Linked DNA regions of Mus musculus: region 2 is linked to region 1. A link is a loop called in an ENCODE intact Hi-C map of the cell type or tissue named here. Cell type or tissue: gastrocnemius. All regions are shown on one strand. Each heading gives the region's core, and the rest is flanking DNA. Links, peaks and the distances in the headings are about the cores only.

What was found. Peaks named below come from ENCODE experiments on the same cell type or tissue, not always from the same donor. Only the 100,000 strongest peaks of a DNase experiment are listed, where the experiment ranks them.
Region 2: a loop joins it to region 1, with 11 times the contacts of the local background. A loop is called at or near these places in 2 of 42 quality-filtered maps.

Annotation. Positions count from the first base shown.
Region 1 is chr3:142,435,455-142,446,304 of GRCm38, forward strand. It overlaps Gm33189 (a long non-coding RNA gene), which reads left to right. Exons shown (of 3, transcript XR_867675.1): 2 at 1,872-1,964; 3 at 2,909-3,442. Among named protein-coding and RNA genes, the nearest start is that of Gm33189, 7.1 kb to the left of the region's middle. In gastrocnemius, for the core only: no CTCF peak of the experiment used is centred there; DNase peaks (open chromatin) are centred at 8,098 and 8,494; H3K4me3 peaks cover 2,668 bases; H3K27ac peaks cover 7,142 bases.
Region 2 is chr3:142,366,841-142,377,690 of GRCm38, forward strand. The region is part of intron 2 of Pdlim5 (PDZ and LIM domain 5); the gene reads right to left. Among named protein-coding and RNA genes, the nearest start is that of Pdlim5, 23 kb to the right of the region's middle. In gastrocnemius, for the core only: a CTCF peak has its summit at 3,492 (motif pointing right); no DNase peak of the experiment used is centred there; H3K4me3 peaks cover 403 bases; H3K27ac peaks cover 7,626 bases.

The DNA of each region.
Region 1 (10,850 bases), core at 1,320-9,319:
GCAGGGCACAGGAACTACTAGGGTTTGAACCCAGAACCTTACTATTGATTAATAAATTATGAATACATAGATAATAATAGTTCTCATCTCATAGTTACATTAGCATTTTTGAAGAATAAATGAGCTGTTTACATGCAAAGCACCTAAGAGAATGAGGGGGTGTACATGTTGGAGTCCCCCAGTTAATACATTAGATTATATAAAGGTCATTGACATAAGATTTATTTATTTATTTATTTACTCACTTACTTATGTATTCATTTTGAGAGAGTATCTCACCACATAGCCTTGCCTGGCCTGGAACTTGCTCTGCAAACTAGGCTGGCCTTGAGTCTACAGAGACCTGCCAGGCTGTGTGTGCCTCCCAAGTGCTAATTAGCTATGATTCTTCGTCAAAGAACTGCTTCATGTGTTCGCTGTTTACACTTGACTCTAATGTTTCCCAATGAGCCCCCAGCTCTTCACGTCTCCCTAAGGGTTTTCTTTATCTAATAAGTAATCAGTAGTCCAAATGAAAAACTCATCTAGGCCATTTGAACAAAGTCATAATACAAATGTATTTTAATGGGATTACTGGTCTACATTTTTATATCACTGGAATGTGTCTGCCATCAAGAGAAAAACAAGAAAAATAAGAGAATCCCAGATATAACTTCATAGTAGAGGCACGTGCAAAGGTTCCATCCCCATCACCCACACAACTAGAAAAGAAAAAACACAGTGAAAGAAAGACACTTCCCCCATCTCTCCTAGAAATTTCAGCTGAACTATGGCCATAAATTAATGTAGGATATGAAAAAAGGCATTTTGTGCTATATGGGAGGGGGTCTGTCTGCAAAATTGTGCTTGAGGTCTTGTTATTCAGAGTAAGGAGAATAGTAGAAAAGGCTAAAGAACTAAATAAACAAGTTGGGGTCAGGGGGAGAGAGGGAGGCAGATAGCTCCATTCAGGTGATTGGTTCTTGTACACATGCATGTATGACTCTCTGCGTTTGTGTGTGTGTGGTAAGTTTGTTTGCAATTAGCGCGTAGACGGCAGGCAGGCCTGTCCCTTTATACTTTGTCCCATCTTCTCCAGTTTCGTGGCTCACCTTCTGCTTCATCCAATCTGATTTTGCTGAAGCCTGAGGGTTCAAAATTTCTTCCTTTCTCTGCTTGTTTTGACCCTGACTTCTTCGAGCAGATTTAGAGAGCTCCTTTACCCCGGTCACCCATCTGTGTCATTCATTGAGTGAGCCTTCCTGGTGTGACCACAGGGGTAATTTCCTCATGCGATTCCTTTTAGACAGCAGCAGAGAGCTGGGAGCTAAGAACCCGGACCCGCTCTTGCTATTCTGTCCTGGATTATTGGGTGTCAAAGAATGTGAACGAGTTTGGTTCGTGTTAATTACTTAGTCAAATTGTATAGTAATGATACCTTACATTTATTGTTAACTGCGGCTTACAGTTAGGATTGCTTTCTTATGGAATGATTAAAGGGGAGAGAAGCTTAAGGGCAAAAGGATTATGCGAAGGGGTGAATTACAAGGACTTGTAAAAGCCTCTGCATAGAAGCTGGTGTGACCACAGAGGTGCCTGTAAGTAAGCGGAGCTTCACACTCCAGCCCCAGAAACCACAAAAGCAACAGAGGCAAAACGTAGCTTTGAGCAGTTGACAGTGGCTTTGAAATTTTCTACCAGGTAATAGCAAGGCAGAGGCATGGCTGCCAAGTGTGTTGACGGAGAGTAAGGATCAGGCTGAAATTAACACTCAACAACACCACCTGTGCTTGCTACTGTGATGTGGACTCAGCCATATCTTGCAGAACTGGGGATGTGCTAGAGATAGAAAAGCATCATCAGCAGATTCATTCAAATGTCCTTCATTCTAGCATTCACCGAAACCACGCTGTGAGCATCGGTCCCCCAGAAGAGCAGAGCAAAACGCCATATGCACCAGAACAGAAGCCCCCACAGTTCCCAAGGTACTGAACTACACGGAATCTTCTTTTTAAAAGATAACAGTGATTTCAAAAATTCCCACAGAGGGAAGAAAGTAAAACAAACTCAAGCCAGTTGACCTTTGACAGGTTAGGAGCCATTAAAGATGTTTCTGGGCATTTCGGCTGTAGGCAGTTTGTTTATCTAAGGGAAATGGCCAAGGAGCTTCACTTACTGTGTTAGGAGATGTTTATTTTTTTGTTAAGAAATCAGAAACAAACTCCTGCTCGTATTTAACAGTGTCTTCGATGAAGCTCTGAAATCTAAGTCACAGGGAGAATCAATTTTGCAAGATAAAACAAAACAAGGCCTGGGACTCCTGAAGTCTCCATGTCCGTTCTGTGGGTGAGAAGGCTGGGAGTTAGTGTACCATCCACAGAGTTAGTGTAACATCCACAGAGTTAGTGTAACATCCACAAAAATTTGGATCCTTATTCAGGTTCCAGCACACTTAATGGAAATGTGTTTATAGCAGCCAAATGTCTGGGTATAATTTTTTTTCTTTGCACCATGTGTCAGGTTTGTAAAGCTATAACTACTTTTAAAAGGTTTTCAAATAAAAGGTATTGTGTATGCTACTGTGAAGGCTTTATGTTGGGCTCATTTGCTAAGGAGGACAGGACTATAAATACCATCCTTTTCCAGTGTAAACAGGAAAGATTTTGTGTGGGTGGTTTAGTCAGAGGGAAGCCTTTGGGTACTGAGACCATTGTGGAAATCATGAAGTCATGAAATGACAGCTCTCGGCTCCTTCCCAGTTTGTCTACTGAGCATTTTGTGTGTGAAACAAGCGCCATTGTTTGGATCATGCCTGATAGTGCCATGTTCTAATCGGCTGGTATGTTTAATGACCTATGTATATGCACGAGAATGTTTTAGAAATTAAAATTCCAGAGGGCTTTATTAACCTTAAGTCCACTTGTTCCAGGCACACAAAGCTGGCGGGCTACACTCAAGAGTCCATATGCACCCTTGTCATGAGACCACAACGCTCTGCCGAACTTGGAACAGAACTTTCCCTTTCACTTCTAGTTAGCAAATACATCACATACGAATTGTCAGCGAGTCACAGAACCAACCTTCTGAACCAGGATAATTCCCCGAGTTCCAAACCTCAGTCTCCTTAAGTTAGAGAATAGAGGAGGGATCTATCCTGAGATAGACGACATCTATCTCTGGTTATTCTGCATACCTCTGCACTACCCTAGAGATGTCTCTGAAGCTCAGAGGTTTGTGGGGGAAACGCAGTCTGAAAATCATGGCAGCCTTTCCTTCGCTTGCTTCCACTGACTTCTGACTCACTTTGAAAGTCTTGGTAGAATTTTGAGCCTCAGTGAAGGAGGAAAACAGGAAAACAGCTTTCGATGACTGAAGCGCCTTTGTTGCTTTCAGTGACAGAGGATGATAAGAAAGGAAGCCAGGGCTGGTGAGATGGCTCAGTGGGTAAGAGCACCCGACTGCTCTTCCGAAGGTCCGGAGTTCAAATCCCAGAAACCACATGGTGGCTCACAACCATCCGTAAGGAGATCTGACTCCCTATTCTGGAGTGTCTGAAGACAGCTACAGTGTACTTACAAATAATAAATAAATAAATAAATAAATAAATAAATAAATAAAAAAGAGAAAGGAAGCCAGGATGGTTTTGTTGTTGTTGTTGTTTGCCCCCCCCATTTGTGTATTTTTGAAGTTGTTAGCTGAGAGTCCTTCTACTGTTTAACTAGTAAAGACTCGTGAAAATAGAGGCAAAGAGAGAATCAAAATATGAGAGAACTTATGTGTTTAATGTATTAAAATATTTTTTACATTAAACCCAAGGATAAGACGAGGAAGACTACCGTCCGTGTTTGAAGATAACAGAGAAGATCCCTTCCACAGTGGGAAAGGCTGGAAAGAGGGCTCAGTGGTGGTCCGGCTCCTGCCCCTGAGCCCTTTCTGTTCCTTTCTTTTCTAATGCCAGAGTAAAAGGAGATCTTAAATGGCTCATAAAGTCATCAGAGGAGGAAGCTACGACACACAAGCCTTTGATGTAGGAAGCTTCCCAGATTAAATGTATAACCAGTTAAACTATGTCCAATTAATTGGGTTTACAAGCGAATACGCATTTATTGTTCTGAAGAAATTAGAAGGTATCACACATAGGCCATCTTTCTGAAGTGTCCCTGGCTAGCACCTCAGTTTCTGTTAAGCCCTCTTTCTCAATCTAGTGTGGGAGAAAGCCCTCAGAGATTGGCTGCAAAACCTCTGCCGCATCATCATGGCTGCTGTGTGCTCAGAGGAGCCGGGCATTCCTCAGCTGCCAGGGGCCAAGTATCCTGTTCCTTATATGGACTCTGGCTATTCACAGATCTGGGCTCCGTGGGATTGCACGAACTCAGCATTGGCTGTTCTCAAGGGAAAAAAAAATTGTGAAACTTCACAAATCTGAAGGTAGATTAGAGTCTACAGCTGCCAAGTCCTAGTTTATGGTTGAGTGCCTGCGGTTAACACCCGAGGAAGTGTCTATCAGGATGAAGGACTTCTTATTGATACAGATCCTGTGTCACAGAGTGGACATTTCCTCTTGTGACCTCACACCCACCCCACCCACACGGATTGTTTTTCCATAAAAGGAGTTGACTGTTGAGAGATGACTTGGAATGCAGAGGGAAAGTTGACAGGGCTCTACACACACACACACACACACACACACACACACACACTCAGAACAAAAACAATAAAAGAGCATGCATGATAAATAAAAACTAAACTCGGGGTGAAGGTTCATAGGATGTGAAAACAGGGAGAGAATGAATGAGAATCTAGCAAGCACTGATTTCCCTCCACACTTCAATGTCACCATGGTTCAGTGTCTCCATATTTTTCCCTTTCAAAATACTAACTGAATTTGAAATATTTCTAATGACGGTGAATTTAATATTTTCACTGGCAACGTGAGTTCCTGGCCGGTCTTCCTAGGGCTATTTATGGACATTTTCCCTTGGCTTGCTACAAAAATACATCACTGGAATATTTTTAACAGCAAAGTCTGCAGGAGGCAGTCTGCTCTCTCGACCTCTCAGATATTTGTGGTTCCTCTTAAGTGTGCCCTATGGTTTTTTTTTCTCCAGTTGGCATTCACTGCTCTTTTATTTAGAAAATAGTTTTAGATTCATTAAGCCTGTACTATATATGGTTAAAGCATTCCTTTGCAAATTTCCAAATTACAGCAGGCATTTTGGTTACGGTCTGGAATCATTGTTAGAGCTGAGTGAGCCTCATGGAACAAGCTGCTCTCTCTTTCATGGGACCACAGCTAGTCACCTGTTCTCTCCTTCAGGCTTCACCATGGAGAATAAAAGACATATGTCATATGTATGTAAAGATATATTTAGAATGAGCTCTGAGGTATGTTGATATAGTAAAATATTAGTCTCTACCTCCAAACAACAGCATATTCACATATTAAACCAGAGAAGCCAATTGTTTCCCTGCATGTAGTGTCAGATGCTAATTAATCAATTGTTGATGACTACTTAAATACTATTGAGAAGGGTCCAACCATTTAGTTCAGAAAGAATGCTATAGTTTCAGATATGCTGTGATTACAAAATTGCCTATGAATTTAGAAGAGTTTTAGCCATGCTTGGCAGGAGGCAGTAGCCTAGGTAATAAACAATTCAAGATTCCTATTTGTACCTATCGAATGGATTATTTTCAATAAGCTTACTTTACAAATCTAGACTCTCTAGGACCCGTAGAAGAGCAATTACATTAGTTACATCAGTCAGTTACCAACTCCAGGATGAAATCCTTTGAGCTGTGCAAATGACCTGAAGCTTGGTTGAGGGAGGAGAAATTAGAGTGGACGTTGTGGGCTGGACACAGCAAGACGTTTACAATATCACTTGGAGACTTTGCCTCTGTAGATTGCCAGGTTCTTATCTAGGTCACCGATGAAAGTATCAGACAGAAGCAGGCCTCGGTTTGACACCTGCTAAACATTATTTAAGTCTTAAGACTGACATCAAACCACTTGTACCCATTCTATTTATAACTTTCCTAATCAGCTTCCTGAGTTTCCAGATGGAGTGTAGGAATGTAATCACATTCAGCAGATAACTTTGCCTGAAGACAAAGTTCCCTGAGTGACCAGAGGGATTTCCTATCAATGATTTCATTTCAATGTACTGTCATCTACAATTTTGTGACAGGGAAAGTTATATGGGACAAACCTGGAAGAGGCATGTAGTTTAGCTGGTTTAGATTCTTACATTTTGGCTAACTTGAGCTAATGGTATAATTATGCACAAATCACCCACATATTCTAAGACCTTGAAGGAGATCAGCCTAATGAGCATTTCTCAGCCTACGAGACACAAATTTGGAGAATTGTGTCTACTGAAGTCAGAGGACCATATGTAACTATGATCATATATGATCATACATAGTTACACATGTAACTATGATCCAGAATTGTCTGTTCAGATGAAAGTCATGGAGAGATGATGTTTGAGAGGACCCTGGACTGTTCGGGTGGCTGATAATTCACTCACAACCTTTTCCTCTGTCTTCTATATTTATTAAGAGTATTTGACAAGAATAAAACCAATCATTTCTCATTTCTACTTTGTAGTAAAATATCCTTGGATGCTGGGGAAGTATAATTAATTGCTTTTCTCTACATTGGATGACAATTTTATTGGTGTTCAATTGTTTTCTTAGGGTTGTACCGGATTCGGGCTTTCTTATTTTTTGAACCTTATCTTGAAAGTCACCCAGCTGAGTGAGCATTTTACTTTGTCGCTGTACCCTGCTTGATACATAGCAATGGGAACCAGGCACAAGGTGTACGGGAAGTTTCTGCACTTTGACTTTTCCCAAAACTGAGTGGCAGAGCCTCCCCGTCAGCCATCACAAGCTCTGGAATCTTGGCCGCCTTCACTGCTCCATGATGCCAGATATCCCTTTAATAGCGCCAGGAGATAGTTCATCTATGATGTCAAAACTTGCAGGAAACTTGAGCTAAGAATGCTTGTTACGTACTTTTAGTAGGACACCAGAGAGCCATGTTCAGGTCAAGCAGACACACTGCTTGACGGTGACATCTTTGAGAGATCAAATTTCTACTGATATTTAAAAGATCTTTAACCTTGGTATGCCTTCAGGAGGGAAAACAAAAAAAAACAAACACGTGTGGGCAGTTACAAGCAAATTATATCAAGTGTACTAATAAATAAATGGCAGGGAAAGAACACTGGCCTTTCTTAACTGTAGGCAGACAGGTACACAATTTAACATTTCTGAGAGTTGGAGAGTTTTCAAAAGAGATTTATCCAAACAGGAAGATGTTTCCGTATCAAAAACATCATTTGTGATATAAAGCTAATGACTGTCTTCTTACAGACCCCAGGACTTGTTCTGTAACAGTAAGGTTGTGTAGTTACATCTATGGGTCATGGTCCTATTTAAGAAAAAAACCTTACTGTTGTCTAAGTGATTTGCATGTCTGATTTCCCACCTTTTCAGAACACACTAATGTGTGGAGTTCCTTGGGTGACAGTACTTTAAACAGTATATTTTAGATATTACACATATTTACACTATATATCTTCAGAATCTGAGAATTATCAGGGAGGGTCTGTGAGTCTTGGCTTGTAGGAGCCCTCACTCTGGAAAACGTAGGCAGCGCTGCCCTGATGGATTTCAGGCTGAGTGACAGGCTGATGGTGAGCTATTTTGGGCAAAGGGGCTCTCATTGCAGCTGCCTGTTTAAGATGAAGGGCAAAGTTCGCTTGTACAAGTCTAGCGTTGCCAGCCCACATGTTTACTTTCACTTGTAAACACAGTACTTTGTGTCAGACGTTATTTCCTTTGCAAATCATAGGTGGCACCGTTCTTAGTTATTTGACAACCAATAAAGTATAATGAATTCTAAATGTTCAGCCAAGCTCACTTGGGAGTTACCTCTCTAAACCACTGAGTTTCTAAAGCTAATGATACAACACACAGCAGACGTTTTCTGCTGGAGAAAGAGATAATCAAGTATTAGTAGGAAGAAACATTTCAAAACTGCTAGAGGTCCTGGAAATTTGGCAGAGGTGAAACCGGTTACTGCAAATGAGAGGCATACTGCCCCCTAGTGGTGCCTTCTCCAGTTCAGCTTCTGACAGGTCCGTGGGAAGGTCCCTTGCTTCAGAATATCGCTTTTTTTTTTTTTTTCAAATTTGTATTTCAGAGCAATGTTTCACGACCATCCCCCACTATCACTGCAGCGGCACAGAGAAGGCACCCTGCTGTTACACTCTCTACCAAGAGACTTTTTTTTCTTTTTAAGAATTTTACTTATTTACATTTCAAATGTTATCCCCTTTCCACTCTGCAAATCCCCTAACCCATCCCCCACTTACCCTGCTTCTATGAGAGTGCCCCCCCCCCCACTCACTCCCACCTTACTGCCCTAGCATTCCTCTACACTGGGGCATCAAGTCTTCACAGGACCAAGGGCCTCCTCTCCCATTGACGCCAGATAAGGCCCCTTCAGCTCCTTCAGTCCTTTCCCTAACTCCTCCGTTGGGGTACCTGTGCTCAGTCCAATGGTTGGCTGCGAGGCTCCGCATCTGTATTGGTCAGGATCTGGCAGAGCCTCTCAGGAGACAGCTGTATCAGGCTCCTGTCAGCAAGCACTTCTTGGCATCAGCAATAGAGTCTGGGTTTGGTGGCTGCGTGTGGGATGGATCTCCATGTGGGGCAGTCTCTGGATGGCCTTTTCTTCAGTCTCTGCTCCACTCTTTGTCCCTGTATTTCCTTTACACAGAGGCAATTTTGGGTTAAAATTTTGGAGATGGGTGGATGGCCCCATCCCTCAATGGGGGTGAGGGGATGCCTAACCTCTAGGTATGGTCTTGACAGGTTCTCCCTTCTCTTTGTGGGGTATATCAGCTTATGTCATCCTGTGGGGTCCTGGGAGTCTCTTGCTTTCCTGGCATCTGGGACTTTCCACTTGCTACCCCCAGTTCCACATCCCCCATTGCTATACCCTGACCCTGAGATTCTACCTCAAACCAGTCAGAATGGCTAAGATCAAAAACTCAGGTGACAGCAGATGCTGGCGAGTATGTGGAGAAAGAGGAACAATTCTCCATTGTTGGTGAGATTGTAAGCTGGAAATCAGTCTGGTGGTTCCTCAGAAAATTGGACATATTACTACTTGAGGACCCAGCTATACCACTCCTGGGCATATACCCAGAAGATGCTCCAAGTTGTAGTAAGGACACATGTTCCACTATGTTCATAGCAGCCTTATTTATAATAGCCAGAACCTGGAAAAACTCCAGATGTCCTTCAGCAGAGGAATGTATACATTTACACAATGGAGTTCTACGCAACTATTAAAAACAATGAATTTATGAAATTTTTAGACAAATGGATGGATCTGGAGGATACCATCCTAAGTGAGGTAACCCAATCATAAAAGAGCACATGTGATATGCACTCACTGGTAAGTGGATATTAGCTCAGAAGCTCAGAATACCCAAGATACAATTTGCAAAACACATGAAACTCAAGAAGAAGGAAGACCGAAGTGTGGATACTTCGATCCTTCTTAGGAGGGGGCACAGTTGACCAATGGCTAAGTTGAACAATCACAACCGCAACTGTATTATGGGTTTGTTTGCTTGTGTAATAATGATTTATGTTTAACAAAGTGTGAAAAATAGTAAGATAGTTCTTACTCCTAAAATTCTTTTAACATAGAGCATGTAAATGTATGCTCATGAGATTTGTGGGGACTCTTTTACCATTTAGGTCTCAGGGCATGCACAGGTTATCTCCCAAAACAAAAGCTCTTGGATGAGCATGCTTATGAGGGATTTCTGCTTAATTTAAAGTAGGAAGACCTACTTCTAATCTGCATTTTTTGGGGTAGGAAGAGACACTTTTAATGGAGATCTAGTGGGCCATGCCTTCTGCGAAGCCTACATGAGGACACAGAGAAGGAAGCTTTTGCTCTTGAGTCAGGAGCAAGTCCATTCCTTCACCCAAGTCTTCATTCAACCTACTTCTTCAGGATTCGAGCATATACTGAAGACCAGCTGAGACACCTAGCCTCATGGAGTGAGAAACACATGGGTTCGGAGCCAGCCATTTTTGGTTTAGTTGGACTATAGTGTACTTTGAAGAGTGACCAAGCTCAGGATTTTAGAATGAGATGTTGTTCCAGGTTCTTGCCCTGTTTGAGTTCCTGTCCTGACTTACCTCAGTGATGAACTACAATTTGAAAGCAAGAGCCAAATAAACCCTTTTCTCCTCAACTTGCTTTTCGGTCATGGTGTTTAATCATGGCAATAGTAACCCTAACTAGGACAATGGTCAAACAGATGAAATGATTTTCAGTATTTAGAAAATTGTTTGAAAAGAAGTTATAGTGTTAAAGGACTCAAGATGTCCAGTAAAACTTGCATAACTTGTGACAAGGGTGGATGGAAATGACAGAGGAGGCCTTGTCTGAGCCACATTGACACTTGCTTTGTGTGGCGATTTCCTTGCTTGAGGGACGTCAAGCCATCACTGACAGTTGTCACTTATGGTAAGGGGTCATGACAGGAATATCTGTTACTGGGCTGCCATATTCACTACAATCATCTTGTCACATACACGGGTGTCCAAAAAATGTCTTAACTTCTGGTGAATTTATATCTCATGACTCCAGATTCCTTGCTCTCTACAGATCAAGTTTACATAAAAAGTGGAGAGAGCAGTTGTAAAATTCTGTAACCATACTCACTGACATCTTGTTAGACAAGTCAAAGAGTAAACTGACCACCGAACAGGGCATTTGTGCATCAGGGTACCACAGGACCTTACACCGGCAGCTGATAATGCTAAAGCAA
Region 2 (10,850 bases), core at 1,717-9,716, 68 kb before region 1:
TTTCAACACAGGAAATTAAAATGGCCCATACAGATAAAAAGGCGGTGATTCCAAAACAGAAAATTTAAACCAGTTTTCAATAATTCTACATACAATAGATATAAACTTGCATATTAAACTTGTGTTTGCCAAAATCACAACCTTGCTATTCAGTAGCTAATGGAAACAGACTGCTCCAAATGAACTAACAAAGATATAGAACTGAGTAGCCTACCGTTAGAAACTTTCTTAGTTGTTTGAAAAAAAAAAGGTCTAAGGTTTCAAGCTAAAAATGGATAAATCAAGATAAATAGAAGACAATTATTAAGAGTCTGTGTGACGTGGGGGAAGGGTATAGGGAGCTTTGGGGATAGCATTTGAAATGTAAATGAAGAAAAGACCTAATAGAAAATGCCTCAAAAAATAAAATGAAATGAAATGAAAGAAACAAGAAAAGAAATTCCCCTTTAAATGCAAAAAGAAAAAAAAAAAAAAAGAGTCTATGTGACTCATCTGGTAATAGAAGAAATCCTGGAGTAAGAGAGCCTGGCTAGCAAGCATAAGGATTTGAACCCAGAGCCTCAGACCTTTGAAAAAGTCAGATAGACCCTGGATTTTCAACATTACAAAAAAGCATGTCTGTAACCATCCTAGACTTAAAGCCCAAGTTCCCGTTTCAATGAGAGAACCTCCCTCCAAGGAGCAAGGCAGAGTAATAGAGAGCACCCTCCTCTGTCCTAATGCATGCGCGCACACACACCCACAGGCCCACAAGGCCACACAGCCCACACACACGCAAAGACGTCAACATTTGACTTTGGTAAGATTTTCCTTGGTCTACTTCATACATGATGGAAAGAATCCCTCTGAGAAGGAAAGAGAGGGATATAAAGAACTATAAATAAATAAATAAATAAATAAATAAATAAATCTCTGAGAAGGTAAGAGAGGGATATAAAGAGCTATAAATAAATAAATAAATAAATAAATAAATAAAATTTTAAAAGAGCTCAAATGTCCAACTATTATGAAGAATTACTCCTTTATAATCTCCAATGTGTTTCCTTCCCTATATGTGAAGTTGTTTATAGGGTAAATTCCCAAAGGAAAAATTAGTGCACTTGTAATTTTAACATATTATTGACAAACTATAGTAATATATCAGAATGTCTCTTTCTTTCTATCTTGGTAATGTGCTATCACATTGATAGTTTAGCTTCCAAGACAGATGAAAAATGGTATTTTAGTGTTTAAATACTTTTTCTATAGAAAAATTTTTCTATAGAAAATTTCCTTTTGTAGGAAAAATTTTAATATAAAACCTTTGTAAATGCTCAAACATCATTAAAAAGTGGTCATTATACATGCCTTAATAAGTAAAAATAGACTTTTCTCCTGGATAAGTTACTGTGCCTTTTGGAACAAGTAGTCTCTTTTAGAGCCTCTGAAACCTTGTAAAACTATTTGAAAAGCTGTGAACTTTATTAGCATCTGAATTCTTTCAATAATTTTTTGCCAAATGCATATGGGCATATCTTGTTAACATTTTAGTAGAGCTCACAGACGAGGGGATCTATATTCAATATCTAGGAAATTTATGTGAATTACGGATACACGCATATTTTAAAACACTAGAGAACTGAAGGTTGAGCAAAGACTAACAAGAAAACAAATAAAAAAGAAGCACAGGAAGAAGACGGCTGGGGAGGTGGCTCATAGCGTGAAGTACTCCCTATGTGATTTTGAGGAGCAACGTTCAGATCCCTGCACTCGGTCAAGAACTGGGTGTGGCAGCACAGGCCTGGAATTCCAGTGTTAAAGGCAGAGCCAGAAAGATCCCTGGGGCTGGCTGACTAGTCCTTCTAGCCAGTTGGTGATTTTGTGTCTATCCTTTAGAGACTATATCTCAAAAACTAAGGTAGCGATCCATCAATGAAAAGATTCGGTGCCCACCTCTTCCTCTGGCCTTCACAGATCCGTGCACAGGCAAGCATATTCACACGCATGCAGACATTGTACACAGGAAGACAGAAAAGTTGTCTAGAACAATAATGAAAAATGAAACTATAGCAATTAAAAGTGTTTACTTTTATAACTTTAATTTGTTCTTAGCTTTTATATTTACTTCTACTAATTTTTCATATATGATTGATGCAAATTGTGTTTTTAAAAAAATTACTATAGCAAGTACTAGAGAGATAATTCAGAATTCTTGTAATTCTTGCAGAGGATCATTCGGTTCTCAATACCCACATGGTGGCACTTGGAACTTAACCTTCAGTAACTCAAGGTCCAGGGCCTCTTATGGCCTCCTATGATCTCTACAAGCACAAGGCACACATAATGATACAGCTACATAGATGCAGGTAAAACACACATACATTTCAAATAATTAAGTAAATCATGTGCTAACACGGACTTTCTCTCTCTCTCTCTCCCACACACACACACACACACACACACACACACACACACACCTAATAAAGAAATAAAATTAGATTTAAGAGAAAAAGTATCAGAAGTTTCTTGTGGAAATTGGTAACAGTTTGGGAGTTACTGTGATGTGGTGAAAGGAAAGTTATTTAAAATTGCAAGGAACGCTGGGCATGGCGGCCCTCGCCTATCAGGCCAGCAACTGTGAAGGGTGAGGCAGAATAACAAGTGCGAGGTCAAGCCTGAGAGAGACTCTGCCTCACAAAGACAAGGATGGCCCAATGGAGAATTCCAGAACTCAGTGATGAATACAGAAATGTGGCATGTGCTAAGGGCAATCTTGTTCTCTGGGGCTTTCATAAGAAATAAAAAAAAGGACAAAAAAAAACTCCTAAGATTACAAATATGTTAGGTTAAATCAACCAATCTATGTTGTTTACACACATCAGAATATCATGTTATATCCCATAAGTATACATAATTATAATCTATCAAATCAAGGTAGATAATTAAAACAAAATATTTTAAAGCAGGTTGCATATATCTCTCCTAACAAACGTGATAGTCTTCTGATTCTGGTATTTATAGATGATAAAGATGGGAATTCATCTCACTAATGTTTTCAGTGAAGAACAGCTGATACTCCCTAGTCATAGGGTTATAAACCTTGGTTGTTACTGAAAAATATTCCAAGCCATGAAAGAACAGCAACATAACACACCAGTGGTATATTCAACAAGTTAACTGGCACTGAAGATACATTCCTAAGAGATTATTTAATATCTAATTTGTTCTTGGTCCAAAAGAAGAAGAGGAAACTGTTCCAGGATTTAACTAGGAACAAGAAATAGGAAACAATTCTGCAATGGGATAATGTCAATGCTCTATCAGCTAAGGATAATCAATGTCAAAGTTAAGAAGTGCCTGAGGGGAGTGATTTAATCAAACACCAGAGTGAACACCTCAGAAAGTTGGAAAAGTCTACTTTCCTGTCTCAAGCACCGTCATGGTTTGGATATAATATGACCCTTAACTGTTCATGTGTTTGAAACTTGGTCCCCAGCTGGTGGCACTATTTTGGAAAGTTATGGAAACAGTAGGAGGTGCACTTAGAAGGAGGAGGTGAACCTCGGACAGTTATACCAGTCCTCTAGATCCAATTCCTCCTCTGCTTGCTGTCTACCATGAAGAACGCCCCCTACTCTCTCGCTCCACCAGGACATTTTCTGTGTGAGAGGCCAAGCAACCATGAACCAAACCCTTTAAAATCATGAGCCAAAACAAAGGTTTCCACCTTTCCATTGTTTATCTCAGGAGTTTGGTTCCAGTAAGTAAATACAATAACCAACATCAGCACAAATACATTGCCAGCTAAACGTATGATCTGGCAGTCATTCAATCCCTTGCTTTCTCTTTTTTTTTTTTATTTTTTGTTTGTTTGGTTTTTTGTTTGTTTTTTTGTTTTTGGTTTTTTCTTGGTTTTTGGGGGGGGTTGTTGTTGTTTTTTTGCTTTTTTTTTTGTTTTTGTTTTTGTTTTTGTTTTTTTGAGATAGGGTTTCTCTGTATAGCCCTGGCTGTCCTGGAACTCACTTTGTAGACCAGGCTGGCCTCGAACTCAGAAATCCACCTGCCTCTGCCTCCCGAGTGCTGAGATCAAAGGTGTGAGCCACCACGCCCAGCCCCTTGCTTTTCTGAATGAAGTGAAGACCACTACAATGCTTCCAAAATGCAAAAGAGACCACATCCCTAAATCAAACTTGAGAATCTGTGTTAATGAACACAAGCAAAGTTATATGCTGGGACATAAAACTTCCCAGTCAGTATTGACACACTGATTTATGACAAAGATGAAAATAAAGGTTTCCTAGTGGCTTTTGCCAATTAAAATATTCTTTAAATGACATACAGTCATGTATGGTATAAATTTCACGTTCAGACAGTGACATAAAAAGAACTGGGTATAAGGCTTATTAAGAATTCATTCCTACCTTCTTCAAATCAATTTTTTAAATTATTTCTTAGTGCAACATTAGTAACAATAAAAGCAATGGCCTATTAATATAATGTTTTATCAGGTACTATCACTTCTTGGATAGTCTATCAATTTTCATATTTAGATTACATGATTAGCAAACAAGCCCTAACTGTTCCTGCTACTATTTCCTATCTGTTCAATCATTACAAATCCTGAGCAGTGAGCTGCATACACCCTTGTCTTTGCTGACTTGGTCTTCTCCCAGGAGGTGGAAAATGTCGGACTCAAGGTACTCCACAGAGAAGAATTGTTTTAAGAAGGAATTTGGTTAAAAAAAAATCAGAATGCTATTTTACATTGGAGTAAATAAAGAGATATTCATAAACAAAATTTATAACATTTTATTCACTGTTCATAAAACTGTACAGGTCATTTTTAAAATGTTTACCAATTTTAACTAAAATTGCAAATAACACTCAGCAGTAAAAGAATGATGCTTTGCATCTGACTTTTTGTTTACACACAAAGATATATATGTATGCATTTATGTATGTATATTAGGCAAAGGTAAGCAATCACATTTAAATCTCTATGCTAACAATTACTACGAATAAAAATGTTGTTGCACAAATAGATGCTTTTATGTACTAATCTGAAAACAAACTGATGCTACATATCACATGATAAAGGATAGTTGTAGACTATACATTTACAAAAGACAGTGGCACATATTACAGCACAGAAACGAAAAATAAGACAGGCAGTGCTGGCGCACGCCTTTAGTCCCAACACTTGGGAGGCAGAGGCAGGCGGATTTCTGAGTTCAAGGCCAGCCTGGTCTACAGAGTGAGTTCCAGGACAGCCAGGGCTACACAGAGAAACCCTGTCTTGGAGAAAGAAAGAAAGAAAGAAAGAAAGAAAGAAAGAAAGAAAGAAAGAAAGAAAGAAAGAAGGAAGGAAGGAAGGAAGGAAGGAAGGAAGGAAGGAAGGAAGGAAGGAAGGAAAGAGAAAGAAAGAAAGAAAGAAAGAAAGAAAGAAAGAAAGAAAGAAGGAGAAAAAGAAAAGAAAAGAAAAGAAAAACATTAGCTAAGTAATTTTTATTTTATATATTTGTATTGTACACATTTATTGAACTTTATTGAATTTTTAGATTATGTTTTTATGTGTGTTAAAAGAGATGTTACAAGATACCACTACACATTCTGGACATTCTGCACCTAACTAGGAAGTACTAGACTGTAAGTCAAACTATAAAACAAGAAATTCTAGAATTATTTTGATGCACGCCCTACTTTACACTCCTTTGCAACTCTGTCCAAGGTATGTATCACAGATACACACATGCATTCCAGTGGACAGCTTATTGTGTAACCTACAGACAGACACTGCCAGGGGCCGAAGAGTTCCCAAACCAGGAACAGAATGTCCCAGACTGATACAGGCCTGATTTAGAGTGGCTTAGGTAGATACTTGTCTCATTTGACTATATTCCCTGAAGACCAAAGACAGCCCACAAGCCCAAGAGTTAGAGACTGCCAGACCTTCAAGGTCTATTTTTATGTCATCAACCGATGAAAAGACACCTTTAGTAGTATTCCACATGGCCATTTTATGACAATAAGGATGACAAGGTGGTTCTTCCTGCAGAATTACTTCCCATAAAAGGAGATGAAGTATTCTGTTTGCCTTCATAAGACTCTTCCTGTATGTTACTCATAGAAAAGTAATTGCCCTTAGGGCTGATCCTTCATAGCGTGTGCTTTAGTAAAGAGTAAAGTATTTGAGGATGAATAAAAGCCTAGTGAACAAAGAAGGTAGGGAGGAAGACTGCAAACCACACGCTCAGCAAGACACCCTCCAAACCATCTCCCAGCCAGCTTACACCACAGGTGGGGACAGTTCAAACTGCGCACAGTTTTACTTTACTATGGGCAGCTTCCCATGCGCATACGAAGCTGTGTCCTCATTATGTGTTTTATGGAAGTAAAATTTCATTTCAGAAAAAAAAAAAAGGAAAAAAAAAAAGTGTCTGTCCCATAGCTATCTGTGAGACTCATTTAAAGCCAAAGATGGGGTCTAGAAATAATGCTACACTTTAAAAAATCATCCAAAGTGTAAGTAAGCTATACTTTTTTTTTAACTTAATAACTTCCATCTGTAAGTGCTTTAGGGAAAGAATGACTAAAAAGTTAACACCTATAAATAGAGGGAGAGAGAGAGAGAGAGATTGGATATTTCTCCAATTAAATGAAGGAAACAGGAGTTTCTAGACAAGCTGAAAATAAATCCTACAAATTGGGCAAGCACCATTAATGGAAAACCAATTCCTTAGCCATCTGTAGAAAACTAGGCTGTTTCCATTCAAGAATAGTTTCGATTAATCCAAGAAAAATATTTCTTCAAATTCTAAGGAGTCACATTTAAAAAAAAAAACAAGCTAAAAATTGATTTCACATTACAGAGCCACTATTCAGCAAGCTAGCACTACTGTCAGTAACAACAGGACAGTACACTTGTCTAGAGGGATCAGCTGACTTGACACTATAATATAAAATTGCAACTTAAAGGACCTGTGTTGGGCCTGTAGAATCAACAAAACTCAGTATTTCTTGGACATTTCTGCACTTAACATCATTTATACTGCTTAAGAATACAGTTTCCCAAAGGTTAGGAAGATAGAATAATTCAGATTGCTAAAATCCATATATAAAAATATGGTGGTGGCTGCCTGCAATCTCAGCACAGGAAGGTAGACACAGGAGGTTTGCTGAGGAAGACCCAATCTTAGAAACTAAGATGGAGAGCAATAGCAGGAACACCTGGCATCACCCTCTGACCTCCACATGTGTGCCACAGTCAGTGCACATACACAAACATCCCCCATATACAGAACAGTGACAATTAAAAAAAAAAAAGAAAGAAAGAAAAGCTAACACACACCTCTTGCCCTAAATATGAGAGTTTAGTACGTGTTGAGTGGGCCACAACTATCTGCTAGTATCTGAACTCCTAGTAATACCAATTTCCAGAGACTCTTCTATGCTTTGTCAAGTTTTGTTTATACTTTTTTCTGTGTGGGGAAGAAGTGATTTATTGAGATTGTCTTCCTATTGGCATTTAACTTGCCTGGCTCCCATCATATTTCTTAAGAAACATAGATAATCCATTTTCAAGTACTTACAGGAAAATATAAATATTCCCATCACCACACAAAATACAAATGATTTTGTTATGTAAAATAGATAAGGCAACTTGTGGATGTTATGACCCAAAAAACACAACTAAGACTCTACCCCTAATGAATATTTCAAATGGAAGATAGGCAAGCTAACATCAGAAAGAATATACTGAATTTCCGCATGTAAGCAATGTGCCCCTCAGCTCAGAACTACACATCTTTTAAGAAAAGCCCAGATGCATAAAACCTCAAAACAATACACAGACATCAAACCACCAAAACATAAGACCCAAATTTTAGGGAGGCATGAATCATATGATCTTTGGTGATATATTTACATTCAAATTATACTGAAATTTTGCTTTTTAACATAATTCTCTATCCAAGTTAGGGTCTTCAATGGCTCCAAATACATTACCATAAAATCTGAAGTGATTCTTATACAGCAAATTAAGGATTACATTCAGCTACAAAGAGAATCTTCTGCTTTCCTTTCAAAAGAAATAAATACATTCTCTTTCTATAAACAGGGTAAAGAAAAGCAGTCTAAGAGAGCTTCAAAGCAGTGTCCCTGTGACCAGGCGTGGCAGTATACACCTGAAATCCTAGTACTCAAGAGACAGAGGCTAGCAGATCTCTGTGAGTCCAAGGGCAGTCTGGCCTATACTTTATGATTACCAGGCCAGCCAGGCCTATAAAGTGAGAGCCTGTCTCAAACAATAACAACAACAAAGACATCTCTGGTTTAAATTCATTCTTTCTCTCCAGCTGCACAAGTTCCATCTAGCTAATTATCAAACAAAGCAAAAAGGAATTCCAAGCTCTGTGTCCACTTTTCCAGACAGAGAAGGAAATCCCACAGGGAATGAGGAGAAAGGGCACCTGACTCAGCAAAATAGAACTCCCTACCTCCTCTTCTAAGAGTACACTGCAAAGCCTCTGTAAATTAATCTCTTAGGCCAGCACCCTAACAGCCAAAAGGAAAACAGCGCTTCTACTCAAAAGGGATGAAAAGACTTAATTGGCAAAGGCAATGTGTGTCAAACTGTAAAGCAAACCCAGCCCTCCAGGTTTCACACTTTCTCACAGTCTCAGACATCAATTCACCCAGCTTACAAAGGGTCTTCCTTTTATCTCCTAGCCTAGAGCCTTATTCTGTAGGCTACTTAGAAAAGTTTGCTAGTTCATCTCAAGTTGATACTTGGCCACGTTATCAAGTGTAAAAATAAAGGTAAAGACTATTTAAAGAGAGGATGCTAGGTCTAATTAGCTAGTCACAACAAAGCCTACATTTCAGTTCTACTCACTTGGAGCATCGGAAATGTAACTGATGTCCTGGCTGAAAAACAGATGGAAAGGGTTATCTAGGAGATGAACTAAGAAATACACTGCACTTCCCTGTTCCTGAGGAGGGCCGGAGGGCCATCTGTCCATCCTTGATCCTAACTCAGAATCAATTGCCCTTTACCCACACAAATGTCACATGATTTAATGTTTGGGAGCTAAAAAGCCCACTGGAGGCTAAGCTTTTCTTTAAACACAAGGCTTATAAACTACACAGAACTCACTGTGGTCAGTCAATTTCAACCTCATAATTTCCTAAAATCCTATTATCCAGACCCATGATGTGTGAAATGAATACAATCTGAACTATGTTATCAGACAGGATGACAGCACAACACTAACATGTATCTAAGGGAAGATAGTGTATAACCAAAATTCTAAACTGCTAACATGTGTAAATGGTGACGCCTAAGAGAAATAAGCTTGAAGGCTAAAAGGATACCTAAGAGAGACTGACTCTGGCTATAATCAAATGGAATCTGTATTCGCATTCATCTTTACAAACATTACTGCTACAATTATTATCAGGTAACAAGTAACTTCTCTTTACCCTTCTCTTCCTGTCCTCTACAATTTCATCTGCATAGTTTAAAAACAAGGACAATTCCCTGAACATGAGAACTTTAAGAATTTATTTATATAATACTCACTTTTAAATGCAAACAATGACAATCCATTTATATATGAATAGTTACATATAAAAATCTATGTAAGGCATATCAAGAAATAATATTTTCCTACAGAGTTCATTATTTTCAAACAAATTATTTAGCAGACTGAATTGCCTTTCTAACAATTTTCAGGTACTTTTTAAAAATCACATTTTTTAATTTTATAATCTTCAAACAACTTTCCCTTAAAAAAAACTAAATCCTATTCAACAGAAAAATGTTTCCAGTCATTGCCTAGATAACTCTATTTATTAATAACAAGCTTAAGATTTAATAGCAATCCAAAAGAAGGAACCTGTTTCTAGTTTACCTTCTGTAAAGTAGCATGTCACATGTAATAGAATTTGAACCTGAGAGATAAAAAATGCTGAGGTGGCTAAACCAGGATGTCATATTGGTAACAAACTCCACTAGCAGTGTGCTAGTAAAATCACACTTTGTACAAAATGTACCTTGTTTCTGGACACATCCGAGAAATGTTTCTAAGGTTTCAAGTTGGTCCCTCCTAGGGTACCTGATTAGATTTCAGCACAGGAGGTAAGTGGAAGGAATGGGAGACACAGCACTAATATTACAGCAATGTTTCCCCATGTGTGCTACTCAAGATGACTTAAGGTGGTAAATGAATAAAAAGCTTATTTTTATGGTTAAATATTTAAGATAAATAGACCAACTCATGATTTTAAATATATGAGTAAGAGTGATTCTTCAGCCCGACGTGGTTGCACACCCCTTTAATCCCAGCACTTGGGAGACAGAGGCAGGCGGATTTCTGAGTTCGAGGCCAGCCTGATCTACAGAGTAAGTTCCAGGACAGCCAGGGCTATACAGAGAAACCCTGTCTCAAAAAAACAAAAAATAAAAATAAAAAATAAAAAATAATGATTTTTCAGTGTGCAGTTTTATTTTAAAAACAAGGCATTAATCATAGCAATTTGTCAAATACTGATATCAAGTCACTTAACTTTCTATAAGTTATCCATCAAAGAATGCATTAGTCAACATATGGCCTAATTTAATATAAAATCCCAAGAAATAACTATTAAAAAGCAACTTACATGGGGAAAAAAATGGACTTAATTTTACAGAACAATACCAAACTATGAACCTTATCTAAATCCTGAATCAAATGCTGAAAAAAGAATACATATATACATATGTGTGTGTTGTGTATGTGTGTGTGTGTGTGTGTGTACACATATATATGTGACAATCTAAAATCTGAAAAATACTGTGGCCCTAGAAAAATATCACCATCTGAAACATGGTA